Regions from separate parts of the Homo sapiens genome. Here all the other regions are linked to region 2. A link is a loop called in an ENCODE intact Hi-C map of the cell type or tissue named here. Cell type or tissue: PC-3. All regions are shown on one strand. Each heading gives the region's core, and the rest is flanking DNA. Links, peaks and the distances in the headings are about the cores only. Region 1 holds the start of SLC7A14-AS1 (SLC7A14 antisense RNA 1). Region 2 overlaps LOC105374211 (a long non-coding RNA gene). Region 3 overlaps ACTRT3 (actin related protein T3).

Region 1 (10,918 bases), core at 1,237-9,236, 350 kb before region 2:
CAAGACCAATCAATAGATGTGCATGGAACATTCTCTTCATCCCCAAATCAGAATGAACACAGTCCTTTAAAGTCTGCACTGCAGGTGAAATTCACATGACTCACAATTCCCTTTAGCCAATGTTACCGAAGTCAGTGTCAAGAAAACTTAACAGAAAAAAAAAAAAGCACAGAGTGAGTTCCTACCATAAAAATCCAGGCTGCCCCTGTTTCCTAGCTCTAATATAAGCCATTTTCTTTCCTTATGTGTACCAACATGTACTAAATGTCCCAAAGAGTAAGAAATTAGAACTACCTGTTGTCCGAAGACCTTAAGCCCAAAGCTATCTGTGAAAGTCCTATAGGGATTTTGTAATTCTGTGTGTGCAGAACACAGTTAAATTATTATTATTATTATTTTTGAGACGGAGTTTTGCTCTTATTGCCCAGGCTGGAGTGCAATGGTGTGATCTCGACTCACTGCAACCTCTGCCTCCCGGGTTCAAGCGATTCTCCTGCCTCAGCCTCCCTAATAGCTGGGATTACAGGCATGCAACACCACACCTGGCTAATTTTGTATTTTTAGTAGAGATGGGGTTTCTCCATGTTGGTCAGGCTGGTCTTGAACTCCTGGCCTCAGGTGATCCACCCGCCTCGGCCTCCCAAAGTGCTGGGATTACAGGCATGAGCCACTGCGCCCGGCCCAGTTTAATGATTTTGTACACTGTTTTAGTTGATACTGCAGAACACATATTCACCTTTGATGGGCTACAAAACTTCCACTCACCCCTTGTGGGTTCTAAGTCCTAAAAAAAAGAACACTCTATTTTCTTAGAGAAGTAATTTTGGCAAAAGGCGACTGCCTAGCTGTTTCAGAATGATTTCAGAATGATGCCTGCATTACTCAAGCAGGACAAGAAGAGGAAAGCATTTTAAAAAGGAAGTTGCTCTTAAGGAGAAAAAAAAATTAAAACAGCCTTTCTTCTAAAACTCTTAGAGAAAATAAAAGTAGGACATAGGACCAACCATTATGTACATGAAAGGGGCTTTTTGCTACCCATCCCCATTCCCAGCGAGAAATACTAAGTAAACTCCTTGGTGAAACTTCAGCTTTCTGGTTCCTGCGTGTGGTGGGGCCTGCGGTTTGGGATGCTGTTTCTGCACTTGCTCACTGTTGAATTTCAAATACTCTTTCGTGGCCAGGCCACCACTGGTTACCTGCTGGTGCCTCTCTCTCTTAGGATCTCCAGAGGTCTTTGCAGACACGTGGGTCCTCAGTTTCAGGGAGCTACACAGGTACAGGGGAAGCAGAGGCTCCATGAAGACTTTGGATAGAAACATCTTCCTTGACACGTCTTGTTCCAAACAGCATGAAAATGGAGCGCTGGCACACAGCCCTCGTGGCGACTTCTGGATGTGTTTCCTTTGCTCTCCTCTCTTTCCCTCCATTGGAAGTTAGGGACACCTCTGCACTACTCACTGACCTGAGGTTTATACTCCAATAGTGGACCCCTACCCGCTGCGTAGACTCCGTAAGCAGACCCCCGCTCTGGCTTCAGACACATTTCCTGAGTTCTGACTTTTCCACACAATAAGACATTCTAATCTGAGATTCATAATTAGGTAAACCTGTGTTTGGCCCTCCGCGGACTTTCCTCTGACATCTTGGGCCCCTGGTAAAACCTAGTGCGAAAGGGGACGGCAATTTTCTCCAGTCTTCTATGTGGATTTTCAACCTGATGTAGCTTCTGTTTATGTTGCAGATAAGAGGTGGTTTCTTGTAAGGTAGACTTCCAACAAATGTTGGATGTCTAACAAATGTTGGATTTGTCTTCCAATAAAAGAAAGGATGTCAGGTTTACCAACCCTTTTCAGCAGAATAGAGGAGAGAGATTTCTTTGAAGGAGTTTGTGTTTTGTTTTTCAATAATTACTAGATTTATATTCTGGCTGACCTATAGATTCTGAAGAAGGATGGATTGTTAAATTCAACAACTCCCTTCCGCCCGCCATTTATTTAAACAGATTTATCATGACCATTATGTAGGCATTTGATTAGCTACTAGTTTGTTACTAAGAAGTAGAACTGGCACACGCCTATAATCCCAGCTGCTTGGGAGGCTGAGGCAGGAGAATAGCTTGAACCCGGGAGGTGAAGGTTGCAGTGAGCCAAGATCATGCCACTGCACTCCAGCCTGGGTGACAGAATGAGACTCTGTCTAAAAAAAAAAAAGTAGCACTCAAGCTCAGTAAAACCTGGAGCTGAGATTTTACTGTTTAGATTAGATAGATATAAAAAGTTGTTAGGTTTAGTTGTTGAAACCTATTGTTGAAAACTTTAAAGTGGCTGTTAAATTGTGTTGCTTGTCCACGTATTAAATGGCTGTATTTTCTTAGGTTAATGATGAATGCAGACACAGGACTCAAAGTACAGCTATTTTTCTCTTTAATTTGTTAAATCAATTTGGAGTGTATATGTGGCTTGTTAGTTCCTTGCATAGGTAAGGAAGCCACCGTCTCAGCTTTCTTAAAGTTCAGCCTTCCTGGATTCACACTTTCGTCAGTTCCCCAATTATTTCCCACTCTCTCACCCGAGGAAAGCCAGTCAGCTCAGTGTGACATTCAAGTCTCTCTGTGAGTGATCCCTCACCTGCCTTCCTAGCATTATTTCTTATTGTTGCATGTATAAGTCATGCATAAATCATGTGCTCCAGGCAAACTAGCTCCTTGCTTTCTCTTAATGGAGGCACAGCACAAATTCTTAGCCAGAGGACCACAAACTAGTAGACCTTATTCATGCCGATCCTTTGCTTGGCATGCCTTTCTCTCATTTCTACTTGATAAAATTCTACCCACTTCACAAGTTCCAACACAAGTGTGACATTCTTTATGACCTTTCCAGAGGAAGAAGGCCTTCTTCATATTTGACCCCCCACAGCACATTACAAGTCCGTCATCTCACCTGACACATTCACTATTGTTCTTTATTTATATATCCCATTTCCCCTATTTGATTTTCCTTTTTAAGAGACAGGGTATTCTTCTGTTACCCAGGCTGGAGTACAGTGGTGTGATCATAGCTCACTGCAGCCTTGAACTCCTGGGCTCAAGTGATCCTCCTCCCTCAGTCTCTCAACTATCTGGGATCATAGGCACATGCCACCACACCAAGCTCTATTTCCTCTACTTCTTAAGAGCTGGATTTTTATCTGACTTACGATATCAATATCTGCCATAGTACATAATAGGCACTCCACAAGTAATTGTTGAATAAATATTTCATTTTCCTCCAATTCATTCATTCTGTCAATCATCAGGTATTTCTTGAATACACACTATATGCCAGGCACATGTAGCTAGCAAAATCTAGGTTTGAAGCTTACCTGTGGATTTTAATGATCTATGCTATTTCAAACCTCTACCTGCATGGGGAAAGATTTGTTCTTATCATGCAGAAGTACTTCTTCTTGTCATTACCACTAATTCTATTATTTTTCATGGTGTCACTCATTGGCAAATTTAGTAAAGCATGTCAGGGTTCTGCATTTATGTACTAAATATACGTCTAGTTTTGTCTTATCCTTTCTGTTTCTATTTTTGTTTGCTCTGAGTTCCTCACTTAATTTTTGTTTTGTATTATATATATTTTAGTAGCTGCCTCAAATCCTTTTGAAATGAAGCAGAGTACCAATAAATAAGTAGAATAAAATCTGAAGAAAATCAAGTAATTGGCTCCAAACCACAAATCCACACAATGAAATCTCACTCGGAGAGCTTTTGCTATTCAGAATTCAATAAAATGTAGGTCTTCCTTGGACTCCCTTCAAGGGGCAAAGTTTCTAAGATAATTATAAGGTGATCTTACTTTTAATGTGATCCCACACATACATCGTTTAGAAACCTGTTAAGAAAATAGTAATATTGTCATTGTAGTGATTGATGGTATTTGAAAACTGCATTGTAAAATCTGGGACTGTTCACAGAAGCAGGTAAACCTGAGGACAAACATGTCTATGTACCTGAAAATACTTTTTCTATCTTAGTGATTTTTTTTTTAAAACTAAGGTTGCTAGGGAGGTGATTTATCAACTTTAGAAAAATAAAGGGAGCTAAGCTTAAAATATACTAATATACTATGTGGGAAAAATGGCTCCTGAAATGAGAGTGCTTAATAGAATCTGCATGAAGTCAACAGCAATGGTGTTAACCAAAGCATACATTTTCCATTCCCATCCTATAGAAATTGCATTCATCTGCCACCAGGCTATTGTTACTTTAATACTTAAACCTCACTAGTAAAAGGAAGCTCTTTCACCCACGTTAAGATTTTGCCATTTTGCACTCCTATTTCTCTATTCTCATGCTTAATGAATACAACCCCTCCTCATCTATCTAGATATGTATCAAGCTTAACAGATTCTATTTACACCAGGCAGATTTGTTGAGTCCTATAGCCAATTCAAAACTTTGTTTTCAAAAGATGACTGATAATTAGTTTATAATTAATTCCTAATGCTGTATTTCACAGAGTAGGCACTGTATCTTTATGGTTAACTCTAGGGAAGAGAAAACATAGCATTGTCAAGCATGATATTAAAATGACAAAATGACCTCAGGAAACCAGAGTTCTAAACAATGACTACAGAAGAATAAAAAATATCTAGAAAATTGCAGTTATTTTAGTTTAATGGTATACATTGGCTATGATTACGATATGTAATTTATTTAAAGCATATTTTTTAAAAACTAGTTTCAATTCATCTTTATATGTATGTTAAAACCCAGTGCATCAGCCTGGAGACTTGTCAAGTTTGTTGTTTTATCTGCATTTACCAGGCTCCAGTGCTGCTCATCCATGGACTGTAGCCCCCAAGGGCAAGTGCCATGCTTCTATTCATTCCTGTCACTTAGCATTGGGTCTATTCTCAACCAGTGTTAGTTGAATGAAAAAATGGACTTTTACCTCCTTGCCATAATCCTAAAGCATGCCAAGATGGCATGAGCCTCAGCCTTTCAGAAAGAACAGACTTGAGTGCTAGCGAATATGTTCTGGAAAACGTTTGGCATACTGATACATCCAGGAGAGAAAGGACAAGGAATTTCTTCTTTTGTCCCTCTTTCAGGAAATCCTCACAGAGATTTTATTAATAGCTTGATTAATTTTAATAGCTTGGTTAATTCTATGATAGCTTGATTCAAATTGTGCCTTCACATACATTTGTACGTATCTCAGTGCAGCCACAGGAATTCTTGTAACCCAAGAGTAGAATTTATATTGTAGCCCATGTGTGTTTTTTTCCTTTGCAAATTCTCTCATCTATTCTATTTCTGAGAAAATTCTTTTAATAGCCCCTTTTATGGCCCAAATTTACATCTTACCAGGTAGATATTTCTCTGGGCTTCAGTGAAACTACTCTGGGAAATAACAGGAAAAAAAAATACACCTCTGAAAGTGAGCTAGCCCCAAGGAATAAGGTTCAGAAGTGAAATGTGATCTCATGGAATGCAACTACCTAAGTCGCTATACTTCAGCCTATTTTGTTTTCAGAGTAGCACACACCAATCAAGTGGTTGCCTATCTCAAAAACTTTAGAATTTATAATTTTAGAAATATGAAAGAGAATTTGCAATGTGATCTCAGTGGCTGGCTCACTTCTCCTTGTAAAAATTTTTATCTGATTATAAAACAAACAACCTACTTTTTCAAGGCATATCAGTGCCATGAAATCATGCTCCACCTTTGCCCGCTTTCATCATATCACCAGGAGCTGCAGTCTGATATAAGAGAGGCCATGACAGAGAGTTAATTTCTGCCAATGCCCTTCTGGCTTTTACCGCAAGATATGGTTATTTAATTTTCTTCTGGGCATTTACATAGAGCTTTGATGGTGCTTCTTACCATATCACTGGGTCTGCCTGACTGCTTTATGGTGAATCTGAAACCATTGGGAAAATGGTCCAGAGTCCCTGAACTTTGCTGGATCCTAAAATTATAGTTTGGAAGCTGTGAGAATGTTGGTGAATAAAAAGAAGCATGTGTCTTTTCCATGAATTAATTTTGGGTGAGATTGCAGGATAAAATGATGCTTGCTCAGGAAGTGCCAATGCCCATCTACCCACCCTGACCTCGGGGAGCAGCACTCAGCCTGACATGCCAAGAACAGAGCTTTGTCCCCATGTCTCAGGTGACTGAAATTCTGCCTTCTGCCCAGAGCCCCTGCTTGGGCTTCAACCAGCAAAGCAAAGGCCTAGGAAACATTTGGTACCATCAGCTCTGGTGGTTGCACCTAAGATGGAATTTCATATAGCCTCTTGTTTATTTATTTATTTTATTTAACAAGGCGACCAGTTAGGGGACCCAGGTTAAGCCCTTCAACAGAACTATCCTGAAGAGCAAAAGTAGCAAATGACAGGCTATGACTAGGGATTGAATTTGGGGAAGGCTGGATTTGTGAAATGAGAGCCAAAAAAGTTTTCACCTTCTAGCCCACAGGTTAAGTTACTGAAAATCAGTCATCACCATTTCTACCCACTTGTGTGTTTCTCCTACTCTGGAGAGTAATCTAACTCATCATTTGCAATCAGGGCCTCTGAGTTCTGTTTGTGTTTGCTTTTGCTCTTCGCTTTGCTACTTGTCCGGCCGTTTGCCTTCGCATCTGACATCTGTTGGTAATAGAAGCCTTTGTCTTCAGTGGGCCCGCCCCAGTCCTCCTGGCTCTCGCCCTCTGTGGCGTAGGAGAAACCCTCCTCCACTGAGAAGGGGTCATCCACGTCGTAGCGTTGGTACGTGCTTTGGTGCAGGGCCTCTTCTCGAGCGCTGATTTCCAGGGTGCTGTTCCAGATGCCATATCCAAAATAAATGAGCAGACCTGTGGGGCGAGGGGAAAGGTACAGGTGAATAAGCAATTGCTTTGGGATCCTGGGACTAGCAGAGAGATCACCTTCAGTGATGAAATCAAAGCTGGCGGGGTGGGGGGCGGTGGGGGCGGGGATGTATTTTCTTTGCTTTATGTGGTGTTTTGAAAATACTTGAATTAGATGCCTTTTAAAAATTGGGAGATCTTGCGTTAAGTAACCCATATTTACAGATTTTCCTAGAAAAGTCAAAAGGTCTGACAACACTGCATCCACATTTCTACATGGTGATTTTTGGCTGGTGTTGAGAACTGGCTGCCTCTTTAGACAGGATACAGGGTCTCTAGGTTACCTCAGTCCCCACCTCCCATGCTGACGTCGGGCTCATTACACTCATATAGCTGCCAGCCAGGAATTTGCATTTTCTACCCTGGGTGAACTATTTATGGATCAGCAACAGTTTATTCCCAACGTTCTTATAAGATTTGATTATTCTCTGCCTCCAGTTAGGGACTCTATCTCATGTTTCACCTCTTAGCAGCATGCATATATTATCCTGTGATTTACCTTGACATTTTACACTCACTAAAGGCGTGATATATCATGGCCACTCCAAGCTGCCTGCTTTCTTCTGTGTGCTCTCAGAGTGTCTAGTGCATGCTACTATTATGTCCCTTAGAACATCTGTTGTGTGATTATCTGCACAGGGTCGTAGACTCTGCAGAAAATTGGCACTTAATGTTTGTTGAATGAATGGGTGAGAACTCCTGATAAGCGTGAAATGTCCAGTGCAACCTCTGTGTTGATGTCATCCCAATCAAAGGAAAGAAACTTGCCCCCCTCGTTAATATGTAGCATTCATATATGCTAATGTTTCATTTCTATGATTTAAAAAACATGCATAAAAGTCATTTATGAGTACCCATTTTCTTTTTCTTTTCTTTTTTTTTTTGAGACAGGGTCTCACTCTGTTGTCCAGGCTGGAGTGCAGTGGCATGATCTCGGCTCACTGCAGTCTCTGCCTCATGGGCTCAAGCGATTCTCCTGCCTTGGCCTCTCGAGTAGTTGGGACCACAGGCATGTGCCACCACGCCCAGCTAATTTTTGTATTTTTGAGAGATGGAGTTTCACCATGTTGCCCAGGCTGGTCTCAAATTCTTGGACTCAAGTGATCCGCCTGCTTCCACTTCCCAATGTGTTGGGATTACAGGCATGAGCCATCAGTCCTGGCCTGAGTCCCCATTTTCTATCTTGAATAGACTGTGAAGGTTCAGGGCCTGGAAGTCTGGGAACCATAACCTTGGAGTCCATAGAACATGATAAGTAAGACTGTGGGCTCTGTGTTCAAATCCTGCCTTCATCACTGTTAGCTGTGTAACCCTGGTCCCATTACTTAGCCTCTCTGTTCCTCAGCATTCTCTGTAAAACGATGAGAGCTATAGCAACCCTCTTAACATGGGAGTGCTTGAGGATGAAATGAGGTAAGTGGTGGTTCTCAACCCTGGCTGCACTTGAAAGTCACCTGGGGGTGTTTTTTGAACCACTCTGATACCCTAGCCCCATCCTGGAGATTCTGATTTAATTAGTCTGCAGTATAACCCAAGCATAGGTATGTTTTTAAAACTCCACAGGTGATTCCAATGGTCAGAGTGTCCCTGAGATAATGAACTGTGCCTGATGGGCACAGTGTTCCACTGCCCACTCAGCCCACACTATGGCCTAGGCACTGGGGTCCATACAGTATGCAACCTCCTTCCCGGGCCCTAACATCCTCCTCTGAGTAGCACCAGTCTCTTTGACTTTGCTAACCCTGCAGGCTTCTGCTGGGCTGGTTTGCTTAGAACCGCAAGTCAAGCCTGCTTTGCTGCTGTGGTGCTTGAGAAATCTTGCTCTCTTTTGAATTTGAAGTGTGCCTTTTTAAGCTTGGATTTCTCCCTCCTTGTCTCAAATGACTTTGTCCCCCCTCCCTCCCACACTCCCCAGTGAAATCAACTTTCCAGGAGCCAAAGTAAGCACAGATTTATAGTCCTAATTGGTAATAAATCCTAGAGTTAATTATTTGCAGATGTAGCTATTAGTGCTCAAATAATGATTCATCTTTTAAAAGCAGGGTATTTACTCTTTCTTTTCTGTAGGTGGGGGGTGGCTATGGGGGATGGTTATTATCCTTGTGTAGAACAGGGCATCACATTAAGGCCTCTTCTAAGAGTGCCAGTGTGCTGGTTCTTGGAGAATGCCTCTGTCTGAAGCATGTTTGGCATCTGAGAATGGATTTCAGGCGACCAGGCAGGACCTGTGCACACCTCCTTTTGCACTGCTTTGCTTTTTTGCCATCTTTTCTTCTAGACACCCAGGCAGATGCCAAATATTGCCTCCTACTCCTGCTTGGTACCTATTATGCCAATTCTTTCCTTTCTGATGCCCTTCTCTGACTTTGCTTATAGACGACTCATTTCCCTACTGAACTTAATACCATCTTTTTCTTTTCCCTTTGCCCCAAACGTCTCTCCTCTGCCACCACAAAGGTCATTGTTCAGTCACTGGTTTGACATCACTCATCACTGGTTTGTCGATTCCAACAGACCTGTCCCTGCCCCCACAAGGTATTTTGGGTGTCAGATAGATTCATATTATGGGAATTCTCTAAAAACCTTGAGTCATAGATATTTAGAGCTGGAAAAGATGCTATAGATCACCTATGCATTCTAAAACCTTCATTTTACAGAAGAAGAAACAGAGGCTGGGAAAGAATAAGTGACTTGCCTGGGTCTGAGAAGGAGAGGAACCAGCTTTATACATGGAGGGAGAGAAGTCTCTTGCGTGTCTAGTCCTTCACACCTCCTCTCCCCTCCCCCAGGCTGGTTTACAGACTATGCCCACTGCAGTAAACATGTGATAAGAGGTTTACATGTGTTCTTTGGGAGTGGCCAGGCCTGGAAGGAACATGTGTGTGTGTGTGTGTGTGTGTGTGTGTGTATGTGTGTGTGTCTGTGTCTGCGCGCTCTCACATATTGACTGTGGTTACTTTTTACTTTGTGAAGACAATCCATGGAAACTTGCCACATAAATATTTATGGGTCTTTTCATGTTTGCCCTGAACCCCCTGGAGTTTCAAAGGTGTATCACTCTGTCTTCAAAAATGCATTTCAAATGTGAGTACTGTGAAACAAGAAACGACCGTGTGCATGCAGCCTGGTAGAGTAAATAGTAGATGCAAAGCCGTTCCCCTAGGGCTTGGCATTCTGTGTGTCTATCTTTCTTGCTGGCCCTTGAGTCAATTCAGGAAAAGTGGTGTGAAACTGAGAAGGATTGGAGAAAAGAAAAATGGAGGGGGACAAAGAAACAGAGAGGAACAGATGAAGGGAGGGAGGGAGGGAGAGAGAGAGAAGAGAAGAGAAACGTATTACCATCTGTCCCACATAAACAAGGGCTTTGTGTCGGAGGAGTAAACAGAGCTGCTCCACGCCTCCTGTGTGGAAGCAGGGTGTTTTGTTTCTGCTCCTTTTTTTAGTTGGCTTAGAGAATGAAGCATGAGGTAGTTTCTGAAAAATCTGTAGGGGTTCTGGGAATCCTGAATCATCTAAACTAAACTTCACAAAGCATTTCTGTGTGCTGGGTTAGGATAATGATGGATGGTTGATGTTGCACCTTTGTCCCAAAGAGCTCAAAATGTTACACAAACAGTATCTTGTTTTGTTTAGACTCCCTTTAACCTGTCTGGGAAGGGGTGTGTGTGTGTGTGTGTGTGTGTGTGTGTGAGTGATTATGTGCATTGCACACTTCACAGACAGGACAACAGGACAGTGGGCACAGAAAACATAAGGGAAGGTCCACAGCCACACAGTGAGCAGGTGGACAGTGAATCCTTCCAGGTCTCCCCATGCCCTAATCCAGGGCGCTTCTATCCCTCTTACATCTCCCGCCTACCAGGGATGGAAAACAATTTGGCTTAACGTTTTATTTGGAAGAACATATACAAAAGTGGAGTGAATAGGATCATGAATCACCAGCTCCCTTCATGCTCCCTCCCCTGACCCCTTCTCTACAGATTGTTTTGAAACAAATCCCTTCTATCATAGGTTTAAT
Region 2 (10,918 bases), core at 1,196-9,195:
CCAAGTATTTCAAAGTACCCTGAATAAGTCAAGATATCTTATATAAGGTGAAGGTCAAGTGATGTCTCCTAGCTGAGTCAACTGCCCCTAGAACTGAAGAGTTTTCCCTCAAGCATTTAGATGAGAGTAAATCAACAGAAAACTTGAAATCTCTCTCTCCCAAGCAAAGGCTTAGGGTATTGATAAGACACTGGGGAAGGCAAGGACAGACCTCAAATGGCACTTATTCCCAATTATAGTCCTTTCTGGCACTGCAGGTGTTCCTGTGATTAATATGTATTTTTTACCAACGTCCTTCAAGGAACAACTCTGGGAGAGGCTCTGTGGAGGAAGCACATAGCATGAGCCTTCAGTCAAAATAGGTGCAACGTAAACAGTTCAATGCTGGAGAAAAACTTTGTTGACTTGCCAAGTATCACTGAGCTGAGGACAGTGTGCTCCACATGGTGACATATAAGTAATAAACTCCCACAGCTGAGAGATTAGTCTTTGCTTCTTTCTTCCCTGATGAACAAAGATAGATTGTTATTTAAATTCCTGAGGAATGAAAACCTTTGGCTATTCTGTGAGTTCCTCCTCTGGAGAAACTGAAGCCAATGGCCAGTGGCAAATTTGGCTCTGAGCCTGAATTTGGAACACCTCTGAGATGCACAAATACTGAACAAAATATGCAGAAACCATATTCCATGCTTACCTTGGCCCCAGACAGACATCACATAAACACCTGAGTCTTCGCTGAAACTCAGGGAAGAAGATAGAATAGAGAGGAGAGGAAACTCCACCAGAATGAAGAGCTATTTTCCTGGTAACATCAGGCTGTGGTGAGCTGCAGACCAGTAGCTTAATCATTTCAAACCTCATTTACTCCATTTCAAAAATGGAGACACTAATTTGTGATACCAGTCTAACTCCACAGAGAAATTCTCCAAAGAATATTAAATAAGAGACATCTATAAAGTAGACCAATTATCCTATAGTCAAGATAAAAAAAACTTTAGAAGTACAGTCAGTGTCCTCCAGTTAGCCATGAAAAATTCACTGGGGCTCCTGCAGTGTGACCTTGGACTCCAGCTGTATTCTTTCAAGAGGGTACCTTTGACTCCACAGTTGACTTTCCTGCCGTTCAGTGTCTTCTTCACTGTTTCTCATCTCTGTGCCCTGTTGCAAATAACTCATTCAAGCCATGGATCTCTTTTCTTGTATCCTTATAACTTCCCCTGGCAGATACCCTGCAACGTGTTGCCAAAGGCGTCTGCCTTTTTTTCATCAAGGTGTTTCTCCATTTTTCAGCGACTATTTCCTTGGCAATCACATGCACACACACATACACACAAACTCACACAAAAAATAACTGTCTCCAACCTCTACTATAGGTTTAAAAAAACCTTTTGGCCAGGTGCGGTGGCTCACGCCTGTAATCCCAGCACTTTGGGAGGCTGAGGCGGGTGGATCACGAGGTCAGGAGATCGAGACCATCCTGGCTAACATGGTGAAACCCCATCTCTGCTAAAAATACAAAAAAATTAGCCAAGCGTGGTGGCGGGTGCCTGTAGTCCCAGCTACTCGGGAGGCTGAGGCAGGAGAATTGCGTGAACCCTGAAGGCGGAGCTTGCAGTGAGCCGAGATCGTGCCACTGCACTCCAGCCTAGGTGACAGAGCGAGACACTGTTTCAAAAAAAAAAAAAAAAAAAAAAAGACTTTTAAAATAAATGTTAGTGGGGAGACAAATTATCTTAGTGAGGTGGTGGTGGGATTTGTTATTGTGATGACATTCCCAAACTATAGATCCTAGGAAGAGAACAAAATTAAATCAGAGTGTCTGATATGGTTTGGCTATGGCCCCACCCAGTTCTCATCTTGAGTTGTAATTCCCATAATCCCCACATGTTGTGGGAGCGACCCGGTGGGAGGCAATTGAATCACGGGGGTGATTTCCTCCATGCTGTTCTCATGATAGTGAGGGAGTTCTCATGAGATCTGATGGTTTTACAAATGTCTGGTATTTCCCCTGCTGGCACTCATTCTCTCTCTTGCTGCCCTGTGAAGAGGTGCCTTCCACCATGATTATAAGTTTCCCGAGGGCTCCCCAGCCATGCGGAACTGTGAATCAATTAAACCTCATGTCTTTATAAATTACCCAGTCTTGGGTATTTCTTCATAGCAGTGTGAGAACGAACTAATACAGTGTCTCTGTAGCAAATTAACAAATTGAAAAAGTAAACAAAAACAAAAAAACCTATATTTAATCTAGTGGAGAAGAAAAGAAGCCATGTGCATAAATCACTAGCCCTTTTTCAAGTGCAGTGTCTTGGAGGATCCTAGAGACAGACTTCCTGGGTTCAAACCCTGGTTCTGCTGTGTATCAGTCTTGTGGCCTTGGGCAAGTTATTTAACCTCTCTAGGCCTCAATTTCCATCTACAGATAATGTAAAGTACTAGTATTAATCCATAGGCTTATTTTAAGGGTTAAATAGAATAACATATTCAGGACACACATATATGCCTGGCACATAATAAACATTTGTACATATTAGTTATTATTAAGGTGAATTGGGTTTGAGAGATTGGTTTGTTTAAACAAAGATAATTAAAAGCTACTTGAAGGTAGAATAAAAGAGCTGTATGTTTGTGAGGTATTATGGGCTTAACAAAGTGCCTGGCACCACGTAAAAAGAACAAAGATATTATAACTACCAAGACATAGCCAAAAACTCAGTTGGCTGGAAGAGAGTGCTAAAAAGCTCTGTCCCTTATGAGCACAGCTGCGGGACTGCAAGGGCGTACGGTTGAGAGTGCGCGATAGGTGAGCGAATTATGTCAACCATATAAAACCTACCTGCGCTAATGGTAGGACAACAATATTGTTCTAGTTTGCAAAGATCAGCATATTCTCCAGACAGAGAACACTGCTAAAAAGACAGTAGCATAATGCATCTCTCTGGAATACACACATACAACCCTCTCCTCCACGTCCCAACCAAGGTAATCAAGTTCTTTCATTGTAAAGAGTGCAATGAAAATGCCAGAGGCATCATCAAATTGTGAATCATATAATGCCAAAAGGTACCCAGGGATGACCTCACCTAGCCCCATTTGTGGGAGGAGGAAATGGGGGTGGGTGGAGGTTGCTGACAGAACAGTTGTCCCGAGGCCACACAGCCAGTGATCGGCAGAGCTGGACTAAGAAGGCTTACTGATTCTAACTCTTCGCTGTGCTACACTGTCTCCCATTCCCACACCCATCTCCACCCACCTCAAAATCTTAAACCAGATGGCAAATCCAGCTTCTCCTGGACCCCTAGAAGATACTCCTTCTCTGAGCTGTCACATCCTCGGGGCCTTCTAACGCCTTGTTCACTGCTGCCACCTAGGGAATTTCAGTGAGTTTTCCTCCTTAGGCTGTTGCCTTAGGTGCTCAACAATGGCCATGCACCTCCGTCCTATTCAAGGCCTATCTCCTTAATTAATCATCCAAGTCACTTCATGCTCAGCTCACCAATTAGCAGAGCTATTCACAGTGCAGGCATTCAGATGATACACATCTGACCTTGCTGATGAACACATCTTTTTGTTTGTTCTTTGAAATATTGTTAGGGAACTACTCAAATGCTTTGGGTTTAAAAATATTACTCCAATAATACTGAGTAGTTGCTGAGTTCTAGTTTAATATCTGATTCTTTTCAAGGTGCTGGTGAGAAGGAGCTCATCTACTTCATCCCCAGCATTGCAAGCAGGAGAATATCAGACCTATTTACTCAGGTTCAATGTGTCCAGATCTATTAACTGAAGTTCAGTGTTAGTCATACTTCCACTTTCCCCTGACCACTCCCTCTTTCCTCATTTTATAGCCAGATGCTAGCGTTTAGCAATAAAGTAGCCATTCATTCCCTCAACCTTAATTACTTGATAGTATCCATTGAAACAGAAACACACATGAACTAAATCCCTAGTGATGAAGTCCATTGCTTGACCATAAAAATGATAAAACAGACTCCTGACAAACAATAACAGTCCAGGTTGACTTCCTATGCAATTAAAACCAGACTCCTGGAATTTCCAATTCAAGAACAGAATACATGGAAATAATCAGAGTTGATTATTTTTCTAAGCAGGGAAGGTTAGAAAGCTTCCTGTTTTAGAATGTAAGCACTCTTTTCCAGCTTCATCATTATACCATGCCACATAAAGATATGACTATACCCCTTTTCACTATTCTTTCAGTTTTTAAAGGTCTGATTAGTAGTACTATAGCCCTGAGTATTTCTCCATAGATTCAATTATCTCCCTATGCACAGTATAGCATAGTGGTTTAAATACTCGGGCTTAGGGGCAATTAGACCTAGGTTCCAAACCAGGCTCTACTTGGGTGTGTAATCTTGCAAAAATTTCTTAACATTCCTAAGCTTCAGGTGCCTCATCTATGAAATGGCAGTAAAAATACTAACTTCACGGTAAATTTTCTGTGAGAATTGAAGATATAAAAGTTTGGTGTTGAGCACATTGCTTGGCCTATAGTAAGTAATCAGTAAAAGTTAGCTGGTATTGTAATTATCATCGTCATCATTCATATAACCATTGCCAATGTAAGATCCTCAATTACAAGGAGAAGCCAGAGAAAAGGGAAGGAGATTTCAAGTAGTTCTGGTAGACAGTGGCTTTGTAGCTAGGACTAAAAAATACATTCAATTTTAAGTCAGAATGCCTGAATTTAAATCCCAGATCTATATGAAGGTACTTAGCTTCTCTGGTCCTCGGTTTCCTTATCTGTAAAATGGAGGTGGTAATAGCAACTGGCAGATTGTTGTAAAAATTAAATGAGATAATGACACTGAACGTTTCAAGCCCAACACCTGCCCCAATGGCAGGCAAGCTTTCTTGCTTTTGCCTAATGAATATTTTAGGGCCCTTGCCCATGGTCTAACTTCTGCTTCTGACTGTCACCTCCTGCAGATGAGATGAGGGTGGCAAATCTGGATGCAGGACGCTCTGGGAGAACCTGGCAATCACACTTTCAATCTTTTGATCCGATAATCCCAAATACAAAGAAGAAGGCCCTCAGCAGTTCTCTATTAGGTATAAAAGGGAAGAAAGCCAGTTACAATGGCTGGAAGACCTTAGAGGAAAGGAGGCCCCGGGAACATGGGGACTAACAGCAAATCCTGGTACTGGCCACAAGCCACAAATTTGTGTAGGGGTAGGGAAGAGGATAGGGGATGGCTGGAGCCTGAGACCTGGTGTTTCCTATGATCAGTGCACCTAGCTTGATGACTCATGTTCTTCTAGCTTTTGGCAGCCTAGACTGGTATGTCACTGAAATTTAAAAGCTCCCTGAAATATAGGCAGCATTTTCTCTCCAGCTGTATTTTGAAAAGATGACACAATTTGGATGCAACCTTGTTTTCCAACCTGAAGCAATATTCAGACAGTGTGTTGATGTTTTTAAGTCAGTAGGTGTGTCTGTTTAGTATGTGTGTGCATGCGCGTAAAACGCTCTCCCTCGTGATGCAAAACATGCCCTTTTTCTAATGCCCACGAAAGAAAGTTATCTTAAAGTGAACAATTATTTGTTTGGGATGTCACACTCCAGAACTCTCCACCAGCTAGTCTATTGGGCCCGCTAGCTTCACAGAAGTCAAGGCCAGGTTAATGCATACTATATTATTAGCGAAATAACTAGGTCTTTAACACCTCTCCCTCCAAAAAACAAACACACAAAACAGCTTTAACTTTCATCCCTCTCCAATACCACACTGAATGCCCCACCCTAAGCCATAGCCCTATAACCTCCTCCTCCCCTCTCCTCTTCTGAATGAGAAACCATGAGTGCCCCCTAGTGGTTCAATGGCCGTAATTGCACTCCCCAGCTTTTTGTTTGCCTAATTACTAAGTTTTACCAGCAGGGTTGCAGCCAAGTTCAAGTGTCAAGTTCAAGAACATTTTTGTACTGCCATGTGGTGATTCTGTTGCAGCTAATAAAGAGCTTAAAAGTCTTTGGGTCTGTGAAGCATAATCTCAGCTTTTTCTGTTTGGCGGATCTTCTTAGGTTCTCCTTGGTTCTGCACAGCTGATAATGTGAGAGGGGTTGCTGCTCTCCTCTTGCCGCAACCCCCACCCCAGGCCTTCTCACTCCCAAAACCTACCAAAACGTACCAAGCTGCCTCTTTGAATCTGCTGGCGTGGTAAGGGGAATGGTGTGGCGCATGTGAAAGAGATTGTCCCAAATGGGCAGAACCTTGGGACCCCAGCAAAATCCTGTGTTTAAGTTCTGGCCCAATTGCCAAAGTTCATCCCCAGTTCTTGTTTCAGACTAGCTCAGAAATTCGTCTCATTGATCCCTTTAAGGGCTTTTGTATGCGACTCTGCCACATCAAGAAAATAGCTCTACTACCACCCACTCAGAATATTTGCAGAATTTGCTTTCTTGAGATACGATCATAGCAAAAGCCATGCAGGAATCCCCACTTACCACAGAGGTCCATTTCCAGACATCTCATTGTGACCCCACTCCTCTGATGGCTGCAGACTCAGTCCCCAGAGGAGGAGCTCCTTGAGGCAGGGGTTGAAACATTTTTATAAATTATTATCCCCAGCATGTGGCACAGGGCCCAACATGTAGTAGGTGATCACAAAATTTTCTGTCAGGGAAAGCGTTAAAGTACTGAACTACTCTCCCAGTCCCCAAGCCCATTCTGATGTTAAACTCCTAATTCCCAATGTGACTGTTTTTGGAGTTCAAGCCTTTAGGGAGGTAATTAAGATTAAGTGAGGTCCTAAGGGTTGGTCTATAATCTGAAGGACTGGGGTTCTTATAGGAAGGAGAAGAGACACCAGAAATTTCTTTCCTTGCGTGCTCACAGAAAAAGGGTTATGTGAGGACACAGGAATAAAGTGGCTGTCTACAAAGAACAGGAAGAGAGGCCTTACCAGAAACCAACCTGATCACACCATGATCTTGGACTTCCAACCTCCAGAACTGTGAGAAAACACATTTCTGTTGTTTAAGCCATCCAGTCTCTGGTATTTTGTTAATGGCAGCCCTAGCAAACTAATACAGAAAGGGAAGCTCTTTAATGAGATTCCTGCAACCAGACCATGGCACAGTTCTAAATTCCAAAGAAGGAGGGAGGACAGACACTAACACGTGTTGAGAGCTGACGGATGTGGCAGCACTGAAGCAGCTGTTCCTGGAAATTCACCAGTTGTCTTCTGATCTAAAAACACTCCTGGGGAAGCTCGTGAATACCCACGGGTGAAGTGTTTTCCCCTGTACTATTCTCCCTACTAGCCATTCCCCAGTGCCTGGCTTTCAGTGATCTCTGGGTATGTGAACTCGAAACCAGCATTTCAGTAGGGAAGATGTAGTCAGGCAGAAGAACGTGCTCCTGTCTACCCAAGTGATGCTCCTAAGTGTCTCCATGAATGTCTATGAGTACCCAGGAATGAATGTTGTGTTTCTCATCCTGCATTGGATTTTACAGCCTTCATTAAATTTTGACCAACAAAATTGAGTGAGAAAAATCAGGCTTCCTGCAAGGAATGAGCTAAAACCAGTGTCGGGTTCTCACTGTGAACCTTGCATTTCCCTTTAATAACAGACATCAGACCACCTGCAAAAACATTACGTCTCACTAAGCCAGGTAAGAGTGAAACTAGAGAAAAGTAGAGGAAATGCCTTAAGTCAAAGTTTTGATTTGTAAATCTTAGAGGAGGACATGAAGCCCATGGATAAGCAATAGACTGGAAGAGTACAAAATGATACAAGAGGCAGTTTGCCTACCCCAGAGGAACAGATCCCCTGCGTAGAAAAGAATAGCACTGAGGAAGGGCTTTATGTCCTACCCATTCCTCCTCTAGCCCCCAGCCATTCTTAGAGAAGGGAGAGGTGGCAAAAAAAACTCATAAGAAAGTTTGAGATATCTAAGAATAGAAGCTTTGGGGCATGTGACTGAAGTTCAGGAGGGCAGCAGCCATTATGCAGCTTCCCCAAATGTAACTTAAAGAATGGCTGCAAAGACTATCCAGGCAGACAAGGCTGAGGTGATCTCATGGAGTTCCCTCGGAGGCTCATGGAGCAGCCAGTTATTTCCCAGAGGGGCTTAGAAGTCTAGAGAGAGAGCCGAGCCCAAAAAAGCTTAGTCTGTTCAGCCAATTCCCTTGGTGACCTAATGGGAATCAGAGCACACTAGCAAGGACAATGTCAGTGATGAAGGCTACAGGGACTTTATGCCCTCCGTGGCCTCTCTCTATTCAGTCCAGTGCCACCTGAAAGCTTCTTGGAATTTACCTGCAATGCTGGATAAAGAATTGGGGTCCTACATTAGCTGTCCCCAGAACCACCATACACAGAAATGCATACTATTCACTGCACAGGGACCCCTAGCTTAAGAAGCAGGTGTAGGCAGAAATCTAGTTTGTGTTGGCGCGGGGCTGCACCCTCCTGGAAGGGGATCTTTTTCTAATTTGCACAATGATGCCATAGGTTAGTGGCAGCTTGACTGAGCAAAACTTGATTTGACAGAGGTCCCTCTGAAGTGACTGAAAAGTTTTCACCACAAGCAGATTGAGGAACTAAGTAGAAATTAAGTTGGCGTATGAAAGAATAAAGTTAATGTCTCTTGCACATCTGAGTCTGTGGCCTGAGATTTATGACCACTATAAAGAAAAATATGAAGAAACCAACTCCTCCTCAAAAGAATGCATCTCTCTCTCTCTCTGTCTCTCTCTCTCTCTCTGCCTCTCTCTCTCTCTGGATGGCCTCACTCTCTTGCCCAGGCTGGAGTAAAGTGGCGTGATCACAGCTCACTGCAGCTTCAATCTCCTGGGTTCAAGCAATCCTCCCAACTCCCAGCTTCCCGAGTAGCTGGGACTACAGACACAGCACCACATCTGGCTAACTTTTTTTGTAGAGATGGGGTTTTGCCATGTTGCCCTGGTCTTGAATTCCTGGACTCAAGCCATCCACCTGCTTCGCCTTCCAAAGTGCTGGGATTATAGGCCTGAGCCATTGGACCCAGCTCAATTTTTATAATGATTAATATTTTGGTATATTTTCTTCCAGTCTTTTTCTGTATGCATTTTTCCATAGTTAATAACACATAGAACCTACAACTTGGTATCATGAATTTTCTGCTTAAAACTGTATCACAGGGGAAATCATGTAGACCAGGGGTCGCCAACCCCCGGGCCGAGGACTTTTACCAGTCTGTGGCCTGTTAGGAACCACACGGCACAGCAGGAGGTGAGCGGCAGGCAAGCTTCATCTGTGTTTACAGTCACTCCCGTGGCTCATATTACCACCTGAGCTCCGCCTCCTGTCAGATCAGCAGCGGCATTAGATTTTCATAGAGCAGGAGCTCTACTGTGAACTGTGCATGGGAGGGATCTAGGTTGTGTGCTCCTTATGAGACTCTAATGCCTCATGATCTGAGGTGGGACAGTTTCATCCTGAAACAATCCCCCATCTGCCTCTCCATCCATCGAAAAATTATCTTCCATGAAACCAGTCCCTGGTGCCAAAAAGTTTGGGCACCACTGACACAGATGGTAGATCTTGACCTCATCTGTATTTTTGAAACATCTGAGTTACTTACACAAGTGCTATGCCCCATGGCCACATCCCAGAGCAATAGAATGCCACCATTAACATGCCAAACTTAACCAAACTTAACATGCCACCAGAATCACTAACTTAAGGCACAGATGTATTCAGAGTTGAGAAGTTGCCTGAGGACTGAATCTTTGAGACTCCTTACTCAGATAGGTACAAATATTAATGTGATGTAAATCACGTGGGGATGGTGCTCAAATGCTGATGCTGATTCAGCAGCGCTAGGGCCTGAGATTCTACATTTCTCACATGCTCGAAGTTGATGTTGCTGGCCAGTGGGAGGACTGCATTTTGAGTACCATGGGCTCAGAGGTCCAGAAGATGAAAAAGCAGCAGAAAGATAATTTCTACTAAATTTCTACTAAAGCATTTTCCAAGTCATTACAAACTATTTTTTAACTATTGTTTTTAATATTTAGATATTTCATAGAATAAATAGACCACATTTTTTCTCTTAAACATTTCCTACTGTTGGCCATTTAAATTGTTTTCAATTTTGCTGTTGTAACTAAGGAAGGAGAAACCTCTTTGTGCATACTTCTTTGTCCTCAACTTTTAAATGAGAAACTAATAAAGGAAAATGATGAGTAGTGGAGCAGGCCCCAGAGTAACACACCCCTGAAGGCCTGACTTCCCTTCCAACATGTGCCAGTGTTACTGTGTCCTCAGGCAAGCTAAGCAATGTTTCTTCACCTCAGTTTTCTTTGCTACAAAATGGGCTTTTTCTTTTCTCATATCCTTGAAATAAAGGGCGTTCATAAAATTATCTGCAACTCAGAACTCCCTCTGTGGAGCTACCGTGTTATTTTTTTGTCACAGCTCAGGGACAATGACCAGGTATGCCAATGGTAATTGCTGGGGCCACCCTCCCCCAAAGCCAACCCAATACAGAACTGCTGATGCCACAGTCATAAACAAACCCTAGGATGTGGCCCACCCTTCAGTGTTTGGATTTCAGTGCCAGGGGTAAGAAATATGAAAGACATGGAAAGAAGCAGCTGCGTTCCAAGACACTCCTTCAGATAAAGTTTCCTTTAAAACATTTTTACCATTCTTCATCAATATTTATAAAGAGATGAATAGATACAGCCACATTCCTCCTGGGCTGTGTCTCAGACACACCTATAATATCTGATCAAAATACAACTATTGTTTGTTGGTTCGGGGAGCACTTTTATTGGCAAGCTTCTTTGAAAATGAGGAGCCAAGTCAGCCCCATGTAGCAAAAAAATAAAATCAAAATCAGTTACATGAGTACAAAAAGATGGATGTAATTTTTTAAGGGCAACATGATGTGGCAGAAAGAGCATG
Region 3 (10,918 bases), core at 1,898-9,897, 1.0 Mb before region 2:
CTCTGTGCTAACTCCTGGGCTCAAGTGACCCTCGCACCTCAGCCTCAGGGCTGCAGTGAGCTATGTCACACCACTGCACTCCAGCCTGGGAAACAGAGCAAGACCCAATCTCAAAAAAAAAAAAAATAGACCAGAGGACACGGCAGGGTGCGGGGAAAATGAGACATCAGCAGTGGTGCCCAGAAGACTGGTTTTAGCTCCTGGGTGTAGCAGTAGCATTTACGGGAAGGGGAAAGGGAAGAAAAAATAGATTTGGGGGATAAAATGATGAATTTAGTAAATTTAAATAACATGAGACTGCACCATATAATTTGCTTATAGAATCTCTCTCTCCAGGAAGACCTTTAAAGATGAGGAATATATGTTTCACCTTTGAAGTCTCAACACCCTGAACAATACAACATGTTGCAGACTAGGTATTTAGTGTTTGTTAAATGAACATCACAACTTTGCAAGTGGTTCATTCATTCCAGTATAATAAGATTCCAGTTATTGTGAAAAGCCATTTAAACTGTTTTCCTTACCAAGGAAAAGTTGATAGATGAGTAATTATTCTTTAACTTAAAAAGAGAATGAAAAAGTATGTGATTTTTTTAAAATTATTTTTTGTTTGTTTAGTTTTCTGTAAAGTAAAATAGCAGTTAAAAGCTAAAATGCGTGTATTTACATTCTTAGGCCTGCTACTGACCTTCTTCAAGTGATTTTACCTCCCAACGTTTCAGTTTCTCCATTTGCAGAAGGGAGATAATGGTGGTTGCCTTATCTCACAAGGATGTCATGAAAATAAGTCAGATAAATTGCTTTGCCCTCCTTGGAGAGGGGCTCTAGAAAGTAAGCATTATTAGATATGATGATGAATACCCACAACTTCAAAGATATTTTTAAATTGCCCCCCCTCCGCCCCCAAGTCTTTGAACATGTTAAGCCTATGAATAGCACTGGGGTAGGTGTTTATATATTTCTGGCAAGCTTTCACCTCTTGTTAAAGCAGTAAATGGTCTTTGAACAAACGTATTTCTCATTCTTTGATAACTATGCTTCCTTGTTTGTACACTTGAAAGATGATTATAATCTGGCATATGAGGTCAAGTTGAACTCCTTGGTGCCATTACAGTTCAAATGTAGCTTTAATTGAGTTTTTCTTCCAAGGTTGAAAATAAGTCACCCAGTTCACTTTAGCAAACTACTCGCATTTTTTAAAAAGATTGTGGGGAATGTAACTGTTTTTGCAACTGATATGTATAATGTTTTTCATTTTAGTTATAATATCCTCATTGATCATACAAAAAAGTCAGTATTTGTATTTCTTCATTATTGCATTTTTCTGTTTTCCTTAAATTGTTTTTAATAACTATAATTATGCCTTTTAACACTTATATAGACAGCCATAGTACACACATAAATATCACCAAAGTGAAAACCTAGAGCCCCAAGACAAAAAAAAAAAAAAAAATGATAGTCAAACATCATCTAGAGAAAGATTCTAGCTGCAGGTGTGCATCAAGTTCATAATTGGTGTTATTTTAAAAATTCACAAACCATTAGCACTTCCACCCTTCTCCATATATCTCTTAACTATATACCCAAGTCAAAACCACTTCCTGCCAGAGTAACTACAACATACCCATCAGAGCGCTGTAAAATCATTACTTGCAAAGTAAAGAGTAAGACAGACTTCTCCTCTCATTAATAATACCAGTTGCTGTCATATATATTACTCATATATTCTCCCCACAACCACCCTTCAAGGGAAGTCTTAGTACATCCGGTTGACACATGTGGAATGTAAAGTTGGGTGACTTATGCTAGATTCCCTCAGCTAGGTTAGAACAGGGTAAAAGTACAGGACCACAATAATATCCTTATTTCAATGTCTTCCTGTTTCCTTTTTATATCAAGGAAGAAATGAGAATTTGAGGCAACACAAATGAAGACCATATATACTTTGATACCTACCTAGGAGGGGAGATACAAACCAGAGTAAAGGAAAAATATGGGAAAAGTTGCCTCATTTCCACCTAGTGATGGTGGAACCCTTGGAACCCTCTTCACATCCCATAACGACTGACAGAATGGACACTGAAAAACAGGCCCACCCCTCAGGCAGAACCACTGGAAGAAATACCCTAACCCCTATACGTGAAGGATTAGCACTACTATTTTCAGAATATTATTAAAATTTAATTTTGAAACTTCTCTTTAGTGATATTCCCAGAAACCTATAACAGATACCACCAGTGTAAACTCCTCTCAAATACATTTATTTTGGGTAGGCCTCAAACTGGTAGGATGGTCCAAACCCTCACCCTTCTAGAGAAAGCACTCAGGAATGCTTAAATTTGCCTAGGCCAAAGGTCGCAAATTAATAGCCTATAATAGACCAGATTTTATCTCAAAACGTTTTTTTATTGGTGCATTGCAATGACTTCAGCTATCAACAACCTAAGCTAGGAGGTCCCCAGGCCATCCTTACATCTGACAAGCTGCCTACAAATTTAGGGGTTCCCACTACCCCTTCAAGTTTCATAATTCAGTAGAATGACTTAGAGAACTCAGGAAAGTGTTATTTCGGTTTTATTACAGTTTTATCATAGCAAAAGGATGTTTATTATAGTTATTATTATGGTTTTATTATAGCAAAAGGATTCAAATCAAAACCAGCCAAAGGGAGAGACACATAGAGTGAGGTCTGGGAGGGTCCCAGAAAGAAGGTTCCATTGTCCCTCTCCTCATGTCCTCAGGGACACATTTTCCTCCTAGCACACTGAGTACTGCCAACCACGGACGTTCATCCAAGCTTCAGTGTGTCCAGAGTTTTTATTGGGGCTTCATTACAGGCATGATTGGATGAATCACTAGTCATAAGGCTCAGACATGTGGCTCCAAGTCTCTCAAGAGGTCGGGCTAGTATCATGGGGCCCAAAGCCCCAACACTCTAATCACATGGCTGACCAACCCCCAGTCATGAGTCATCTCGTTAGTGTAAACTATTGGGTCTAGTCCAAGAGGCCTACCAAGAAAAGACACTCCCACCATTCTTGGTGAATTCCAAGGGTTTAGAGGCTACTTCCCAGGGTTCAGGAACAAAAGCCATCCAAATTCTTTACCATGCACTTATATAATATTTAAATTTTATTTCAATTTAGCTACCAACATTCTATAATCAGTGGTGTTGACATAAAAATCTGAATTTTTGTCTTCTCTTGCAATACTGACAATTTTAGGCTCAATTTCTGTAAGATTGCTGCCTCCTTAAAAAGGGAAGCTCATTCTCCCTACCATCTCTATAGTCTCCATTTTCTTATTCCCAGTGTGATTCACTTCTTTGTTTCCTTTCTGTCCACTGCAGACATTTAAATTTGCATATCCTGGGCTAATTCTTGGGTATTTTCGCTGTTTTTACTTCCATCACATATTATTACCTTAAAAGAATGAACATGAAGGAATGACAGTTACCTTTTGTCACTTCATTCTCATCTTATTTAAAACCACTCCTCCCTTACACTTTGTATGACGGTGGGTGCATGTGTACACACGCTTGTGCCTGTGCCATCTATTTGTCTCTTAAGTCTCGAGCCAGGCTAACATGGAATTTTTGACTGCAGAACCAGGACAAGCTGAATTAAAACTCAATGTCATCCTCAGAGTCAAAACCCATAACCAACTCCAGACCTTACAAAGGAAGCCCCTCATTCTGAAGGACAAAAGAAAAAGCATGTTTCTCAGTATTTTTAAAGCTAATGCTTCCTTCATACGCATAAAATTCTCACATCCTTCATGTGAAATACAACCTAAGTAACAAAATAAAGAGAACAAGTATCGTCATTTGCAAACTTCATATACCCTTTCTCTCACTATACCCCTTTGAGAATCACTGGTTTAAATAATATAAAAGGCATGAAACAAGCCCTAAGTACCTCAGGAACCATGTGGACATCTGTAGTCTCTCTCAGATACAGCTGTCACATAGACCTTGAAGTACAGTCAACCCTCAATATTCATAGATTCTGTATTTGTGGATTCACCTAGTCACCGAAATTGTTTATAATCTCAAAAGCAATACCTGCAGTGCTTTCATAGTCATTCATGGGCATGTGCAGAGCCCTGAAAAGTTTGATTTCCCCAACACATAGGTTCTCTTTTGCCTTTGTAGTCCAAAAAGGACACTATAAACAAGTGTCCTATTTCTGGTCTATTTAATGGCAAGTTTTTCACATTTGTATGCTTTTAGTTGGTGACTGTGCTGTTTAAAATGACCCCCAATCATAGTGCTTAAGTGCTGTCTAGCGTTCCTAAGCACAAGAAAGCTGTGATGTGTCTTACAGAAAAAAAATACTTGTGTTAGCCTTCATTCAGGCTTAAGTGATAGTGTTGTTGAATATGAGTTCAGTGCTAATGAATCAACAACATACTTTAGGATGTCTTTAACAGAAACACACACAAGATTATGTATCGATTCTTTGACAAAAATGTTGTGACCGAATGTTCCCAGGAACCTAATCCCGTAATTCCTCTGGGAGCAATGGTTCAGTATTCACTAATCCAGTGTTCACAGAGGCTTCACAGAATGTAACTACTGCAAATAACTAGAATCAACTGTACTTGTAAAAAAGTGAAACACACACAGCACAAAATCACATCGAAGAGTATTAGGGCGGGAGTGGATGTGGGGTGGAAACCAAGGTTACAACCATTAAGGAGGTTATTTTATTTTAAACCAGAAAGTGACGATGGAGTTAATGCTAACCATCTGCCCCAGGTTAACCAACAAAGACTTAGGGTGCAATACAGTGAACAGAACACTGGACTAGAACTTGGGAAGCCTAGCTTCTGGTCACAACTCTGCAAAAAAATTAACTTAGGCAAGTAAATAACTTAGGCAAGTAACTAAAACCCCTCTCCGCAGCAGTTTCTTCATCTGCTAGAGTCACTCAAATCGGTGGCAGTAAGAAGTCACTTTTGCAATAATTATTATGTACAGAAAGTTTTCACATAAATTATCTCACTGGATGACCTGTATGGTCATCCAGGATGACTGGCCGTCTTTACTCTAGAATTATATAACTTAATCATTTTACCAAAAAGAAACAATATATTTAATGTTTATAATACTAAGAATTGTCCTTTGGACTGTTTGTAATAGACATGTCAGAGGGACGACTTCAAATATGAGCTAGAAAACAACTATGGACTTATTTTTAAATTGAATGTATTAAATCACTGTTTTCTTTTTAAAAATGAAAGAAAAACATTCCCAGTCTGTGGCCATTCTTGCTTCACGGCCCTGCACCACCACAAATGTTGTAAATGTGGAGAAGCAAAAGTACCACTAGATGGAGTAAGAACAAAAGACATGCACTTGTCTGTAGTTCAAGGAGTCCCCGCCCTTGCAAAAGGGATCTTAGTCCCCGCACGGTGGCTCACGCCTGTAATCCCAGCACTTTGGGAGGCAGAAGCGGGCGGATCACCTGAGGTCAGGAGTTCGAGGCCAGCCTGCCCAACTTTACTGAAAATACAAAAAAATCAGCCGGGTATGGTGGTGTGTGCCTGTAAACCCAGCTACTTGGGAGGCTGAGAGAAAATCGCTAGAAACCGAGGAGGCAGAGGTTGCAGTGAGCCAAGATGGGGACACTGCACTCCAGCTCTGGGTGACAGAGTGGGACTCCGTCTCAAAAGAAAGAGAAGAAAAAGCGATCTTAGATCACCTTGAGTAAACTGAGGCTTACTGAAGCTGAGCTACTTCCTCAAGACTCTAGACAAGTTCTTGGCAAAATCATTCCTTACTTTTCCACAAAACCATGCTGATAGGAAAAATATTTTTCCTTATTTAGAGAACATTACCAGCAACAGTGGACTCTAGAGGTTTTTTTACATTTCTTAATTCTAATAGTGCTAAGAAATGTATCTGCTAGACAATTCCAGGGGACCTACTTAGGTAATAGGTTAAAAAGCTACAAATATACATGTTCATAAATTTACTGACATGGTCTTGACTTCTGACTTTCAATCATCAGGATTCAGGCTATCACCCTAAAGGTGGGCCTTTATATACACACCCCTGGCTGCTCTCTCTCTTGGCAACTACCCCCAGATGATCCTAAGGAATTGAAGGTATGGATTTGGGACGGAATTACCTTGTCGTGATAAGTGGGCAGAATGGCCTGTTTGTTTCTTTCAACCTAGTGGGCCATTAGCTTATTTTCTTAAAGGAAATCAGAGCCAATTCTTGTGGGAGACTGCCGGCTGGGAGGGTTGGGGGTGGGGGGTGTGGAATAAATTTCTTTTCCGTCTTTCATTATGCCTAGTGTTCCGTTATTGGAACGCTAAGCTTGTGGGGGTTATATCCTACTGCTCAAGGTCATCGCCAAGGTCTAATTTTTCAAAAAAGAAACTTCTAACCTCTGGCATAAACCGATGACCATTAAAGGAACACAATTTCCAATGTTCATTTAGATCTTCTAATTAAATATTCATTAAATGTTAAATGATCTCTCAAAAAAAAATGACTGTTCTCCCACACCCCGTTGAGGGGACTGGTCGAGATCTACCTTGGGAGAAGCAAAAACCTCAACAAAATCTGCAGAGCAGGAACTAAGTTGTAATACAACCATAAAAGGCAACAAAAAGCGGAAGACGGGAGAACCCACGCAGGAACGGCTCCAGGCAACCCCGGCTCACTGCCCATTCATTTTGGCCGACTTTGGAGGTGCCTTCACGTCTCCTGCCAATTTGCAGCACACTGGCCCAGTCAGTCAGGTTTGGGGGTTCACAAGCCCCCATTGCCGGCGAGGGGTGACGGATGCGCACGATCGGCGTTCCCCCCACCAACAGGAAAGCGAACTGCATGTGTGAGCCGAGTCCTGGGTGCACGTCCCACAGCTCAGGGAATCGCGCCGCGCGCGGGGACTCGCTCCGTTCCTCTTCCTGCGGCCTGAAAGGCCTGAACCTCGCCCTCGCCCCCGAGAGACCCGCGGCTGACAGAGCCCAACTCTTCGCGGTGGCAGTGGGTGCCTCCGGAGAAGCCCCGGGCCGACCGCGGCCTCCAGGCGGGGTTCGGGGGCTGGGCAGGCGACCCGCCGCAGGTCCCCGGGAGGGGCGAACGGGCCAGCAGCTGACATTTTTTGTTTGCTCTAGAATGAACGGTGGAAGGCGGCAGGCCGAGGCTTTTCCGCCCGCTGAAAGTCAGCGAGAAAAACAGCGCGCGGGGAGCAAAAGCACGGCGCCTACGCCCTTCTCAGTTAGGGTTAGACAAAAAATGGCCACCACCCCTCCCAGGCCCACCCTCCGCAACCCGGTGCGCTGCCGGGCGAGTCGGCTTATAAAGGGAGCGGCCGCCGACCGCACGGATTGGCCAAGCTGACTCTCGCGGCTCTCGTGAGAGTCACTCTCTCGGGCGGGCTGGTTGGGGGGAACGGGAAATTAAAGTTCCATTTCCGGCCATGAGGAAGGACGTTGCCCTTCCGCACGTCCGGGAAAGGCTTTGCGTCTTTACTTCCGACCTTCTTTAAAGGTGAAACTAACTTGAGGTATCAGAGGGCCTTTTTTCTATCCTCTGCAGACCAGACGCGGTTCACCTCGACTACCTTAAAAATGGAATTCACAGGAAGATTTTAGGGCCTAAGACACAGAACACTAATTCCTAGTTTTGATCATCACATTTTTTGGAGAACTTTGTGAAAATAGATTCCCAGGCAGCACTGACTACAGCAGAATCTTGTCTCGGCTCAGTGGGATGCGTCCGAGTTCCTACCCTGCCCCCTTCTCCTTAGAATGCCTTCTCCAGCCTCTCCTTGAGCAGAGGATGGCTTTAATCAAGTGTAACTACTACATTATTAATCTTAAGGACTGAATCTCCCTTTTATTAGGAAAGAAAGGCGTTTCAATCATTGACTTTGCTTTAAAGTAGTGCTGTGTCTTGATGAGGTAAAAAGAGGGGAGTAATCCACCATAAATTGTAACGATTTTTTTTTTTGAGACGGAGTCTTGCTCTTTCGCCCAGGCTGGATGGAGTCTAGTGGCGTGATCTCGGCTCACTGCAACCTCTGCCTCCCGGGTTCAAGCGATTCTCGTGTCTCAGCCTCCTGAGTAGCTGGGATTACAGGCGCCTGCCACCACGCCCAGCTAGTTTTTGTGTTTTTAGTAGAGACGGGGGTTTCACCATGTTGCCCAGGCTGGTCTCGAACGCCAGGGCTCAAGTGATCCACCCGCTTCGGCCTCCCAAAGTGCTGGGATTACAGGTATGAGCCACCGCACCCGGCCGCGAATTTTTATAATGGCCAGTATAGTGCAGTTTTACATATAAATGACAGGATGATCTTAAAAGTTTTACTCGTATTCAGTTAGATAAACTCCGTGGAGTTGTCGCTGTCGGTCCTCGATCTGAAAGAAAAGTAAAATATCTCCCTCTCCATCTCTCTCCCTCCTTCTCTCTCTCCCATCCCCTTTTTCTTTCATAGCATCTGCCAGGTTGTAAAGTTTTTTACGGACAGAATCTGACTCCTGTTTTTAGCACTATTGCACTTAGCACAGTACCTTACATAGAGTAGATGCTAAATGCTTTGAGTTATATGTCAACACTACCACCATTCTCTTAGCATCCCACATTATCTCAAACCCTTCTTTCCCCTTCATATCTAAGTAGGCACTAAATCTTGTCAGTTTTCATAATTTCTTTTTTTAAATTCCTATTGCTTATAATCTTGAGTACAAGACTTGGCACTTTATATGTGGACTAGTAACTTTCTAACTGATCACCAAATCTCCAGGGCCTTCCTCATTCAATTTATTCTCCAAACTATCACATTCATCATAACATAGTTTCCTTATGGCTCCTGCTTTTAAATCTTTAATTTCTCTCCTTTGCATATTGGATATTTAGCACTTTAAGCCTTTCAGTCCCTGGCCTTCACTTAACCTTGCTAGTCATAGCGCTTGTTCTGCTCTATATGAGCTCTTGACTTGAACAAAATCAGTCTAAACTTAGGCGTGGTGGTGCATACCTGTGGATTCAGTTACTTGGGAGGCTGAGGGCAGAGCCCAGGAGTTGGAGGCTGCAGTGAGCTATGATTGCACTACTGCACTCCAGCCTGGGACACAGGGCAAGACTCTGCCTCTAAAACTAAATAAATGAATAAATACATACATAAACAAAAATTTTAAAAACAAAATCAGTCTATTAAACATGCCCTGAATATGCTTTGTTCATTCTCATCTTTAGCAACTTGTTCATTTTAGTATGCTTGCCTGGATATCTGCGCTCCATCCCAATGCCACCCCTTCCATGATGGCATACCTCTGCTATGGAGTCTCGTTCCTCACCACAGCAACCTTCTTTCCCTAAACTTCAATAAGCTTAAATCTTATCACTCATTTGGCACATAGCATATTGTACCACAAATGCTCTCTTCCAAGGGAAATATAAGCTCACCAACGTCAAGTTATAGAAGAAACACTATGGGAAACATTATTTTAACTTGGTTCTACTCAATAGACATCTGTTCTTGAGCTTCACCATTATTATCCCCCAAACCCATTATAGAAATACAACAGAAATATTGGCATCCCAATAGGTGAAGTATTTTCTCTTCTCCCAGAAACATATAATATCCAAAGTTTTCTGTCACATATACTCAAAACATTTTCTTCCAACCATTTTATCTGTATTTCAGAAGCATCTTTGGTGTACTATGTTGGGTCCAACTTCTTTAAATTCTGCAGCAGTGATCCACATGTCCTGGAAGGCAGACAAGGATGCAAGAATAGAACCTCCCATCCACACTGATATTTTCCTTTCTGGAGGAGCTATAACTTGCACAGCGGTGTTGGCAGGAGCCACCTTTGCTATATCCTTAACTAACCGCTTGTCTAAACCAGGGAAAGAGGTTGATCCCCCGGCAAGGATAATATTGGAAAAGAAGGAATTCCTCAGGCCTGTATCACATTTCATTATGCTGCTGAAGCATATCTTATCAATGCCAGGGGCCTCAAGGTTCATATGACACGGAGAGAAGAGGGCCTCTGGACAAGAAAAGAGCTGGTCATGGAGCTGGATGACCTTCCCATCAGGTAGTTGGTAAACTTTCTCTAGACAATCGGGTTTCTTGGCCATTTCCTCTTCGTAGTTCATTGCCACATAACAAAAGCTCTCCTTGATGTCTTCAACAATCTTTCTGTCTGAAGCACTGAGCAACATGATACCATGGTTCTTCATTAGCACCATGAGGTAGTTGGTGAGGTCAAGGCCTGCCAGATCCAGTTGCTGCACACCATGAGGCAGACAGTAACCCTCAAAGATGGGCACACTCTGGGTAACCCCAGCACCTGAATTCAGCACAAGGCCAGTAGTGAAGCCAGCAGCAAAGAGAGCCAGCACAGCCTGGATGGACATATAGAAGGCAGGAACACCCAGATGCTCAAAAAACATTTCCGTGATCTGTTGCCGGTTGGCCAGTGGGTTCAGCGCTGGCTCAGTAATCAAGACTGGGCCATCACACGGCTTCAGCTTTAGGTTATAGTCATAGATATGCTTCCACATGATCTCCATGTCCTCCCATGAAGTAATGAGACCACGCTCCACTGGGTAACTGTAAGGAAAGCAATAAGATCAATGACAGCTTTTTATTTTTCTAGTTTCTATTGTCTTCGACCCTCAGTTAATTCCCCGCGTTTATTACCAATATCCCTTTATGGGCAATAACTGCCACAGCCTCTCACAGCAGGTAAGTGTCAGCCAAAAATAGCACAGCTACTTACCTCTGCAATTTTTTTTTTTTTTTTTGGAGACAGAGTCTCGCTCTGTCACCCAGGCTGGAGTGCAGTGGCGCGATCTCAGCTCACTGCAAGCTCCGCCTCCCGGGTTCACGCCATTCTCCTGCCTCAGTCTCCTGAGTAGCTGGGACTACAGGCGCGCGCCACCACG

The links. Hi-C counts contacts between places; a loop is a spot of excess contacts. Peaks named below come from ENCODE experiments on the same cell type or tissue, not always from the same donor. Only the 100,000 strongest peaks of a DNase experiment are listed, where the experiment ranks them.
Region 1: a loop joins it to region 2, with 6 times the contacts of the local background. A loop is called at or near these places in 2 of 110 quality-filtered maps.
Region 3: it touches region 2 in a loop (6-fold over the local background); 8 of 110 quality-filtered maps call a loop at or near these places.

What each region holds. Positions count from the first base shown.
Region 1 is chr3:170,460,532-170,471,449 of GRCh38, forward strand. It overlaps SLC7A14 (solute carrier family 7 member 14), which reads right to left. Exons shown (of 8, transcript NM_020949.3): 8 at 1-6,846. The coding sequence ends at 6,524. SLC7A14-AS1 (SLC7A14 antisense RNA 1) reads left to right here and starts at 6,754. Exons shown (of 6, transcript NR_135556.1): 1 at 6,754-6,865. In PC-3, for the core only: no CTCF peak of the experiment used is centred there; a DNase peak (open chromatin) is centred at 5,640; H3K27ac peaks cover 588 bases.
Region 2 is chr3:170,806,323-170,817,240 of GRCh38, forward strand. The region is part of intron 2 of LOC105374211 (a long non-coding RNA gene); the gene reads left to right. Among named protein-coding and RNA genes, the nearest start is that of RPL22L1, 58 kb to the right of the region's middle. In PC-3, for the core only: CTCF peaks have their summits at 3,371, 3,573 and 5,838 (motif pointing left); DNase peaks (open chromatin) are centred at 3,179, 3,329, 5,269, 5,849 and 1 weaker place; H3K4me3 peaks cover 2,278 bases; H3K27ac peaks cover 3,903 bases.
Region 3 is chr3:169,757,768-169,768,685 of GRCh38, forward strand. ACTRT3 (actin related protein T3) reads right to left here. Exons shown (of 2, transcript NM_032487.5): 2 at 9,154-10,583. The coding sequence ends at 9,665. It also overlaps TERC. Among named protein-coding and RNA genes, the nearest start is that of ACTRT3, 6.3 kb to the right of the region's middle. RefSeq lists enhancers at 6,674-6,763, 6,922-7,461, 10,517-10,661, a silencer at 6,974-7,233, promoters at 7,225-8,091, 7,225-7,729 and a cis regulatory region at 10,589. In PC-3, for the core only: a CTCF peak has its summit at 5,325 (motif pointing right); DNase peaks (open chromatin) are centred at 5,364 and 7,394; H3K4me3 peaks cover 1,727 bases; H3K27ac peaks cover 2,397 bases.